Linked DNA regions of Homo sapiens: region 1 is linked to region 2. The links are chromatin loops, found by intact Hi-C in ENCODE. Cell type or tissue: left ventricle myocardium inferior. All regions are shown on one strand. Each heading gives the region's core, and the rest is flanking DNA. Links, peaks and the distances in the headings are about the cores only. Region 1 has its middle 7.6 kb from the start of TTC39B. Region 2 overlaps TTC39B (tetratricopeptide repeat domain 39B).

Region 1 (5,382 bases), core at 145-5,144, 100 kb before region 2:
AGGAATGTGTTAAATCATCTTCTTGGCTAATTCCAGTCACCACATCCCAGTTTCCATTATAATTGTGGATCAAGAAGGTCTTCCTTCAGTCTAATCTCTAGAATCCCAGAACCATAGTCTTTAAGATATGGAAGGTTATATATGTTAACCCCTCATTCTGTATTACACACACACACACAGGGCACGAAAAGAATGGAAGTAAACTGTTCAAGGTCAGAAACCCAGGTCTCAAGGACTAGGAGATGCGGCTTTATTACTGATGGTCTGTTATCTGTGTGGAGTCAGGCTGTGGCTTGGAGCAGTGAGAACCAAGCTTTACGTATATTTATCAGTCAATCAGACAAAATAAAATTTTATGAAAATAAAGTGGTTTTATTGAGTCACATGAAAAAAAGTCACATAAATTGTTTCACTTTAACCAGGCACAGTGGCCCATGCCTGTAATCCCAGCACTTTGGGATTTAGGTTGAACTAACTTTGGGAGAAACTTAATTTATAGTTTAAAACAAAGATGACGAAAGCCGTTTCCCAAAACCGACCTCCTTCTTGTCTGGGGACTAGGTTGCTTTTGTAGGATTAACATTAGCCACAAGATTAGAAATTATGGTTTAGGAGTCCTGCAGCTGGAGGCTACAAGATTCTGACCATCCCTAAACTGCTCCTAAGATCAGTGCTTAGATTTTTTTCCTTATTGAAGGAAAAATACCAAGGGAAAAATTGTTACAGCTTTTCATTTAGGTTAGACCACATGTGCTAAGTAGCAACATGTCTCAGTCCGTGAAGGCTGCTATAACAAAATAAAATAGACTAGCTAATTTATAAATAATTGAAATTTATTTCTCACAGTTCTGGAAGCTGGGAAGGCCAAGGTGAAAGTGCTAACAGATTCAGTGTCTGGTAAAGGCCCACCGTCTGCTTTAGAGATGGTTTGTGTCCTCAAATGGTAGAAGGGGCAAGGCAGCTCCCTTCAACCTCTTTTATAAGAGCACTACTCCCATTCATAAAAATGGAGACTTCATGACTTATGACTTAATCATTTCCCCAAAGGCCCCACTTCTTAATCCTTTCACATCGAGCATTAGGTTCCAACATGAATTTTAGGGGGACACAAACATTCAAACCATAGCACAACACAAAAGTACTTTTCTAGTCTTTCCTCCTGAACTCGTAGTTGATGGGCTACATCTGGAAGCCAGGTAGGCTGCTTATGCTTGAAAGGGTGCAAATTGCTTGCCATGATTTAGAACAGTGGTTCTCAAAACGTGATTGCATAGCGGCAGCAGCAGCAGCAGCAGCAAGTGGGGCCTACCTCAGACTGACCTAATTGGAGACCCTGGGGATTGGAGCCAAAAATCTGTGTTTTAACGAGTTCCAGGTGTGTGTTCAAGCTTGCGAACCATTGTTTTGTTTTTTTTTTTTTTTGAGACAGAGTCTCATTCTGTCACCCAGGCTGGAGTGCAGTGGCGCGATCTCGGCTCACTGCAAGCTCCTCCTCCAGGGTTCACGCCATTCTCCTGCCTCAGCCTCCTGAGTAGCTGGGACTACAGGCGCCCGCCACCACGCCTGGCTAATTTTTTTGTGTGTGTTTTTAGTAGAGATGGGGTTTCACCGTGTTAACCAGGATGGTCTTGATCTGCTGACCTCATGATCCGCCCGCCTCGGCCTCCCAAAGTGCTGGGATTACAGGCGTGAGCCACCGCACCTGGCAACGAAACATTGTTTTTTAGAGACACTTAGAACTAATCATTATAGTGCTGAGTCATAACTGATTTTTTTTTGTTTGTATTTTGTTTTTTTTTAGACAGGGTCTCACTCTGTCACCCAGGCTGGAGGGCAGTCATGTGACCATAGCTCACTGCAGCCCTTCAAACTGATAGGCTCAAGCAAGCCTCCCGTCTCAGCCTCCAAGGTGGCTGGGACTACAGGCACGTGCCATCACACCCAGCTAATGATTTTAGAATATAAATGTTACTATGAGTAACTCTTACAAAGGTTTGTATCTGTGACTCCTTCTATAGGTAGGTGAATTTAGGAGCTGCTTAATATAAACCCAAAGTGCCCAATCAGAAGTGTAAATGCTAGGCCTAAAAGAGGCAGTGAGAGTAGAATTGCTGAAGATGGTCAAAATAATTACTGGTTTATTAAACTATGCAGGAAATACAATGAGAATATCATTTTTAAAAGATGCTAGTATCCTCCAAAAAGTAGAGAATATTTGGATTTGTGGGACAATAAAAGATCCTAGCAATATGAGAAGAAAGATGCCAGAATAAAACGCACAACAGAATCAGAGACCTGGGGAGGTCTCCTCAGGACAGAGGCGGTACATAAAGGCATGCCTTGGAGATATCACAGGTTTGGTTCCAGACCACTGTAATAAAGTACATATTTCAATAAAGTAAGTCCCACAAAATTGTTGATTAACCAGCGCACATAGAAGATAACTTTATACTACACTGTAGTCTACTAAATATGCAATAGCATTATGTCTTAAAAATGTATGTACTTTCATTAAAAAATACTTTATTGTTAAACAATGCTAACAACCATCTGAGCCTTCAGTGACTTGTAATCTTTTTGCTGGTGGAAGAGGTTTCCCTGTTGTTGATGGCTGCTGACTAGTCAGGTTGGTCATTGCTGAAGGCTGGGGAAGCCACAGCAACTTAGTCAAATAAGACAACAATGAAATCTGCTATACCAGTTAACTTTTTTTTTTTTTTTTGAGATGGAGTTTTGCTCTTGTTACCCAGGCTGGAGTGCAATGGTGCAATCTTGGCTCACTGCAACCTCTGCCTGCTGAGTTCAAGTGATTTTCCTGCCTCAGCCTCCCAAGTAGTTGGGATTGGGATTACAGGCATGTGCCATCACGCCTGGCTAATTTTTTGTATTTTTAGTAGAGACAGGGTTTCACCATGTTGGCCAGGCTGGTCTCGAACTCCTGACCTCAGGTGATCTGCCCGCCTCAGCCTCCCAAAATGCTGGGATTACAGCCGTGAACCACCATGCCTGGTATCTGTTAACGCTTTAAGAAAGATTTCTCTGTAGCATACCATGCTGTTTGATAGCATTTTACCCACAGTGGAACTTCTTTCAAAATGGCAGTCAATCCTCCTAAACCCTGTTGCTTTATCAAGTAAGTTGATGTAATATTCTAAATTAGCTGATGTCATTTCAACAATGTTCATAGCATCTTCACCAGGAGTACATTCATCTCAAGAAAACCCTGTCTTTGCTCATCCATAAGAAACAATTCCAGGTTAGGCATGGTGGCTGACACCTGTAATCCCAGTGCTTTGGGTGGCTGAGGAAGGATGACGTGGTTTGGCTCTGTGTCCCCACCCAAATCTCATCTCAAATTGTAATCCCCAAAATCCCCACAATCCCCACATGTTGAGGGAGGGACCTGTTGGGACATGACTGTATCATGAGGGAGGTTTCCCCATGCTATTCTTGTGACAGTGAGTGAGTTCTCACAAGATCTGATGGTTTTCTAAGTGTTTGACTATTCCTCTTCCTACACACGCTCACTCTCTTGCCTGCTGCCATGTAAGATGTGCTTGCTTCCCCTTCTGCCATGATTGTAAGTTTCCTGAGGCCTTCCCAACCATGTGGAACTGTGAGTCAAACCTCTTTCCTTTACAAATTACCTAGTCTCCGGCATGTCATTACAGCAGTGTGAAAACGGACTAAAACAGAGGAGAATTGCTTAAAGCCAGGAGTTTAAGACTGGTCTGGGCAACATAGTGAGATCTCATCTCTACAGGAAAAAAATCAGTTGGGTGTGGTGGTGGTGCTTGCTGGTTGTCCTAGCTACTTGGGAAGTTGAGGTGGGAGGATTGTTAGAGCCCAGGAGTCTGAGCCTGTAGTGAGCTATGATTATGCTGCTGTACTCCAGCCTAGGTGACAGAGTGAGACCCTATCTCTAAAACAAAACAAAACAAAACAAAACAAAACAAAACAAAACCAACCAAAAAAACCACCACCTTATCCATTCAATTTTCATCATGAGAGTGTAGCAATTTAGTCACATCTTCAGGTTCCACTTCTGATTCTACTTCTCTTGCTATTTCTTCCACATCTGCAGTGACTTCCTCCACTGAAATCTTGAACCCCTCAAAGTCATCCATGAGGACTGGAGTCAACTTCTTCTAAACTCCTGTTAATGTTGATATTTTGACCTCCTCCCATGAATTACAAATGTTCTTAATGGCATCTAGGATAGTGAATCCTTTATGGGTTCTCAATATACCTTTACCAGATCCATCAGAGGAATCACTATCTATGGAACCTATAGCCTTAGGAAATAAGTATTTCTTAAATACTAAGTCTTGAAAGTCAAAATTACACCTTGATTCATGGACTGCAGAATGGATTTTTTGCTAGTGGGCATGAAAACAACATTAATTTCCTTGTACATTTCCATCAGAATTCTTGGGTAACTAGCTGCATTGTCAATGAGCAATATTTTGAAATGAATCTTTTTTCTGAGCAATAGGTCTCAACAGTGATCCTAAAATATTCAGTAAACAATTCTGTAAACAGATGTGCCATCATCCAAGTTTCGTTGTTTCATTTATAGAGCACTGGCAGAGTAGATTTAATATAACTTTTAAGGGCCTTGGTTTTTTTTTTTTTTTTTTTTGAGATGGAGTGTTGCTCTGTTGCCAGGGTGGAGTGCAGTGGCACAGTCTTGGCTCACTGCAACTGCCATCTCCCGGGTTCAAGCGATTCTCCTGCCTCAGCCTCCTGAGTAGCTGGGACTACAGGCACGCACCACCACCCTCAGCTAATTTTTATATTTTTAGTAGAGACAGGGATTCACCATGTTGGCCAGGATAGTCTCAATCTCTTGACCTCATGATCTGCCTGCCTTGGCCTCCCAAAGTGCTGGGATTACAGGCGTGAGCCACTGCGCCCGGCTGGGACTTGGTATTTTTTGAATGGTAAATGAGCATTGGCTTCAATTTAAAGTCATCAGTTGCATTAGTCTCTAATGAGAGAGTCAGCCTATTCTTTGAAGCTTTGAAGTCAGGCCTTGACTTCTCCTCTGTAGCCACAAAAATTCTATGTGGCATCTTCTTCCAATAGAAGGCTGTTTTGTCTACATTGAAAATCTTTTGTTTAGTGTAGCCAACTTCATCAATGATCTGAGCTAGATCTTTTGGATAACTTGCTGCAGCTTCTTCATCAATACTCACTGCCTCACCTTGTACTTTTATGTTTTGGAGATGGCTTCTTTCCTTAAACATCATGAACCAATCTCTGCTAGCTTGCAACTTTTCTTCTACAGCCTTCTCACCTCTCTCAGCCTTCATGGAATTGAAGAGTTAAAGCTTTGCTCTGGATTAGGCTTTGGGTTAAGAGAATGTTGTGGCTGGTTAG
Region 2 (5,382 bases), core at 306-5,305:
GAATCCACACACAGACACACACACAGACACACACACACAGACACACACACACACACACACACACACACACACTCCCTTCGGACAACTTGCTGATCGTAAAGCTATAGAAATTCTCTGTGCTTTTTTCTTGATCTTTAGTTCATCATCAACCAAGGTGGATCTCAAGAGTGGCCTCGAAGAATGTGCTGTGGCATTGAACTTATTTCTAAGCAACAAATTTACAGACGCCTTAGAATTGCTTCGCCCCTGGTAATTTACTTTGTCTCTTTTAGATAAAATATCTTTCAGATGTTTCTGATGATTCTTTGATGTCATGCTTGTAAATTAATTTAGCTGTTCCCATCTGAATATTGATAAGCTAATTTAGTTCAGACCTCTTTACTTTGGTCACTTTTAAAATTCAATTTAGAAATCTGAGTTTTCAAATATAATTAATAGAAAATTTCTGATTGTTTTGCATATTTTAATCTCTCTTGTTCAGATATTGTCATCTTATAAGTAGTTTTATAAGGCTTCAATTTTGCTTTCTTCAGTGAAATGTTTTTATGTTTGTTCCTTTTAAATATTATTGAGAAAATTTTCCTTTGAAATGGGGAGGGGAAAAACCAGAATATGCTGATCTCAATGCTATTAAGAAATTTAAGATAAGAAGACTATTATTGGGGTTCTCTATTTGTTCGAAAAACAAGCAATTTAATTTCAATTAATAGTACCTGTTAAGTTTTCAGATGTGGCAATAAAACCTGTGCTTGCCTGTTTACTCGGCCTTTGTCTTGACAAGAATAATCGTACATTGTGCCCTCAAACACTTGCTTAGATGAAGCTTAGACCTCATATGATAATTTCCAAGATTACTTGGGCATAAAAGTCGGCAATCTCGTTCCTTACTTTGAGTGGTTACCAGGGTGACTGGACTCTGGTCATGTGAATCTTAGAGATTGATTGACCTGCTGAGGAGCTGCTATGGTAATTGTGTTAAGATTTAGAATAGCTGTAATCAAGATGGGTCAGCTATTGTTTCACAGGTTAAGAACAAATGATGAAATCGATAATGAAGCCCTGTAGTCTAAGGAAATTTTCCAGTGTTGTCTTCAATATTTGCCTCACAATCTCCACCTTGCCTGTCCTCTGCTTTTTTCCTTCTGTCCTCCTCTGTCCCTCAGACTTCTTTGTCTCCTGTCTCTACCTCCTTTTGTCTGCTTGTCTTTCCCTCTCTCAGTCTCTCCTTCTCTTTTCTCAGCCTACTTGCCTGTCTTCTTTGGGTTTTTAAATGCTTTTATTGATGAGCCATAGTTGTACCTATTTTTGGAGTACATGTGATAATTCCTTACCTGTATACAGTGTTCAGTGATCGATCAGGTTAACTGGGTTATCCATCACCTCAAACATTTATCTGTTCTTAGTGTCAGGAACATTTATAATTATTCTCTTCTAGCTATTTTGAAATAATGATAAATTATTGTTAATTATAATTTCTCTATTATTAAATACTAGAAGTTATTGCTTCCATTTAACTGTATTTTTGTATCCATTATCTCCTTTGATTTTTATTCAAACGAGTCTTTCTCTGCCACTGACACACAGCTGGTCATAACATGGAATGAAAATAGGTGATTTAGTGTTGTGTTCAGTCAGGTTAGTCTCCGATTTTTGTACATGTTTCAGTGTTTAAATGGCTCACGCCTGTAATCCCAGCACTTTGGGAGGCCGAGGCAGATGGATCACCTGAGGTCGGGAGTTCGAGACCAGCCTGACCAACAGGGAGAAACCCTGTCTCTACTAAAAATACAAAAAATTAGCCAGGCATGGTGGTGCATGCCTGTAATCCCAGCTACTCGGGAAGCCGAGGCAGGAGAATCACTTGAACCCGGGAGGCGGAGGTTGTGGTGAGCCGAGATTGTGCCATTGTACTTCAGCCTGGGCAACAAGAGCGAAGCTCTGTCTCAAAAAAAATTAAATAAATAAAAATACTTTTCCCTCACTTGAATCATTTTTTTTTTTTTTTTTGCTTCTTGAAAGAGCTTTCAGTTAAAAATGTGAGGTTTGAAACCACAATTAATGATTAACTTTGGGCTGCTCTGATTCCTTGTGGTTCTTTTGAACAGATAGTGCCCTCAATGTTCAGGACAAGCTGCAAATTACCAAAGGATGTTTAGACTATTTCCATGGAGGCAAAGAATAATGTGGCTTGCATTTGTTTTGCATGGCAGCAGGCTGTTATGCATTAATATTTAAATTAAAAACAAAACCATGCATTACCATTTTAAACCTTATAAATAATTAATACAGCTTAAGAAGTTTTGAGAAAATAAATGATGTTCTCATAGCCCGAGAATCTGGATGTCTGCCATCTATTAGGACTAGTTCTAGTTAACATCCTTAAGAATCCTGAAGCAGTTCTCACTGTAACTTGATGATTTGAAATATCAAGAACTTTAATCAGGAACTTCAGATAATGGGATTAGACTAGATACAAGGTCTGACAACTACTTTGGTCATGGCTCTTGTGACCAGCCTAACTTATTCCAAAATCTTGTTTGCTCTTGGCCTTTGGCTGGCGAGGAGAGGGATTATTTTATATAAGCCTTTATTTTTGAAAAAATATATCAGAATCTCTCTGTCAAAAAATACATTTCCAGCGGCCTTTATTTTAGCACTTATTTCAGAGCCAAAGGCCGTGTGCTGCCCCTTTTTCAACAGAAAACAGTTTGCTTGCAATCTGCCTGCAGGCTGCCCTCTTGTGTTGAAATAGGGAAATGCATATTGTCCCCTTCAACCTGGAACATTTTGTTCTGCCTGTGTGGGTTTACATTGGAAAGTCCTTGGTACTTGAGTTTTTAAGAGGTTACTTTTCACCACCCATATAATTTCAGTGATTATGGTGAAGGAATAAAGGTTACTGTGCAAGTCAGGACATGCATTTACTAGGATTTCTTATGATCAGTATTTCCATTGAATTAAAATGTCTGAATTCCCTGTGTTCTTCCCAGGGCTAAGGAGAGTATGTACCATGCCTTGGGCTACAGTACCATTGTGGTGTTGCAGGCTGTCCTGACCTTCGAGCAACAGGACATCCAGAACGGCATTTCTGCCATGAAGGACGCTTTACAAACCTGCCAAAAGTATGACGAGTCATTAAATACTTAAGATGTGACTGCAAACTTTTATGCCTGTGTGACAAAAATAATGTCATTTGCCTGACCAAAAGCTCTGTGTTTGAAATTGGCCACAGTTACAGAAAAGAAATTCAGCCTCGAAGCTGAAGGATTCCCATTTGGCATCTACATATTCCACTTTTCTTTTTGATAGCCTGGGGTCTGAGCTACAGAGATCTGGGGGGGATTTCGGGGGGATTTCAGTGGGATTAGCAGCAAGCATCTCTCAATGTAGATGACATTAGGTACTGCATGCCAAACCAAGCCACACAAGGAACATTCTTGTTTTAAGTGGGAGATGCAAATTCATGAGGGAATGTTTTATTTGTTTAAGAAGGACCTGTTTTTGAACACTTTTGTTTGGTGAAAATGAGATAGATTTTTAGTTTTATTTTAAGCTTTACTTTGTGTGTATAGGAAGACCCTATCAAAATTTTTTTCAAGGGGTAAGTTATTTTGATATCTTTTAAAAAATGATAGGTGTTTCACAGTATGGAAGATGCTTGGTTTGTGGACATTTAGGAATATTCAAGAATCCAGGAATGGCTGGCTGCAGCACCCTGATCAGATGGATGGGAGGAAATGACCCCTGTTGCTGTCAATTGCTTGATGTGCCCCCCATAGGACTAGGGCAGAAGGTTCATGATCAGAAGGTTAACATGGGTGAAATTACATCCTGATGTAATTGTGTTGTAAGCTCCTCAAATGAAGAGAGCTTCCAAATATTGCACTTTAACTTCATTTTTAACCTGTGGAGAATTTTACCACAAATACTGATTTTAGTTATAGGGATAAGGGAAGGTACTTTGGAGGTTAGTTTTCATTGGTGTGTGTGGGTTTCCCCACGTGGTGTTCAGTAGCACAGACTGAGTTCCCACAAATGGCTAGCCAGTGCTGCATGTAGAGTGTTGGAAAAGGATGATCTGTGTCCTATAGACTTCAGGGTTTAGAGTTTCAGCTTTTTGACTCTTTGGTGTGATAGTGACTGAAATGAACGTCAAATGAAAATGAGCTCAGCCTGATTTTTTTTTTCTATTTTCTATCTCCCTTTTTATTTATTCAATGTAGATACAGGAAAAAATACACAGTTGTAGAATCTTTCTCAAGTCTTCTTTCTAGAGGATCCCTGGAGCAACTGAGTGAAGGTAAAAGTCATTTAAAAGATCACTTTTTTCCTTGATTTTAATAGTTAAATGATCATCTCATAAAATTCCATCCTGAAGTATATAAAGTAAATGGAATGTCTTTTTCTCTTCCCTATCATACTCACCCTCTGGAAGAAATCATTGTTAATAGTTCATTTTGAAGCCTTTTCTGTGTACATACTCAAATACATAAATAAGGTACACATAAGGTTTTTGTTGTTGCTCATGGATTGTTCATTTTTTTTTTGCAAGCATAGAATCACATAATAGGTGTTGTCCTACAATGTGAATTTGACATTGACACTTCCCCAGATCGTTACATGTGAGTGTTTAACAGCTGTGTGGTATTCCATAGGATTGATATACTGTACTTTACTTGGCTTTTCTCTATGGTTTTTATTTTTTCACTGATATGAATAATGGTGTCCTAGAATCCTTATACATATGGATTCATGCATTTTAAAAAGTTATTTCATAAGATAGATTCCTAAAAGTGGAAGAACCAGGACTGACAGTTTGAAAACTTACAATATTTATAGGTATTCCCAGTTTTTTTCTACATATAGGTCAGTTTATATTCTTAGCATTCATCTTTGAGAGTTTCAGTTTTCCACAAGCTATTAAACATTTTTTTCAAAGTGAAAGTAATTTTGATATCTTTTAAAAATGATAATGTTTCACAGTATGGAAGATGCTTGGTTTGTGGACATTTAGGAATATTCAAGAATCCAGGAATGGCTGGCTGCGGCACCCTGATCAGATAGATGGGAGGAAATGACCCCTGTTGCTGTCAATTGCTTGACGTGCCCCCTGGGACTAGGGCAGAAGGTTCATGATCAGTTCTGTCTTTTCAGTGTTACACTCTAGTCCACAATAGTTTACAAGAAAGGAGCATCTAAATATTCCTGTAGAAGGAAAAAAAAAAGTCCTTCAAATGTCACTATTGTAGAATAAAGCTTTTGCCATCCCAGGAGAATCTGTGCCTGTATTGCCATTGTCAAACATGTTCTCTGAAGAGGTAACACAAAATACTAGAATATACCATACTAGAGAACACAAAATACAAAGCTACTAGAAGTAGC

What was found. Hi-C counts contacts between places; a loop is a spot of excess contacts. Peaks named below come from ENCODE experiments on the same cell type or tissue, not always from the same donor. Only the 100,000 strongest peaks of a DNase experiment are listed, where the experiment ranks them.
Region 1: it touches region 2 in a loop (2.0-fold over the local background); 32 of 110 quality-filtered maps call a loop at or near these places.

Annotation. Positions count from the first base shown.
Region 1 is chr9:15,312,087-15,317,468 of GRCh38, reverse strand. No RefSeq gene overlaps it. Among named protein-coding and RNA genes, the nearest start is that of TTC39B, 7.6 kb to the right of the region's middle. In left ventricle myocardium inferior, for the core only: no CTCF peak of the experiment used is centred there; no DNase peak of the experiment used is centred there; H3K27me3 peaks cover 465 bases.
Region 2 is chr9:15,209,006-15,214,387 of GRCh38, reverse strand. TTC39B (tetratricopeptide repeat domain 39B) reads left to right here. Exons shown (of 20, transcript NM_152574.3): 4 at 139-249; 5 at 2,991-3,122; 6 at 4,224-4,300. Among named protein-coding and RNA genes, the nearest start is that of TTC39B, 96 kb to the left of the region's middle. In left ventricle myocardium inferior, for the core only: CTCF peaks have their summits at 2,533 and 2,746 (motif pointing left); no DNase peak of the experiment used is centred there; H3K27ac peaks cover 778 bases.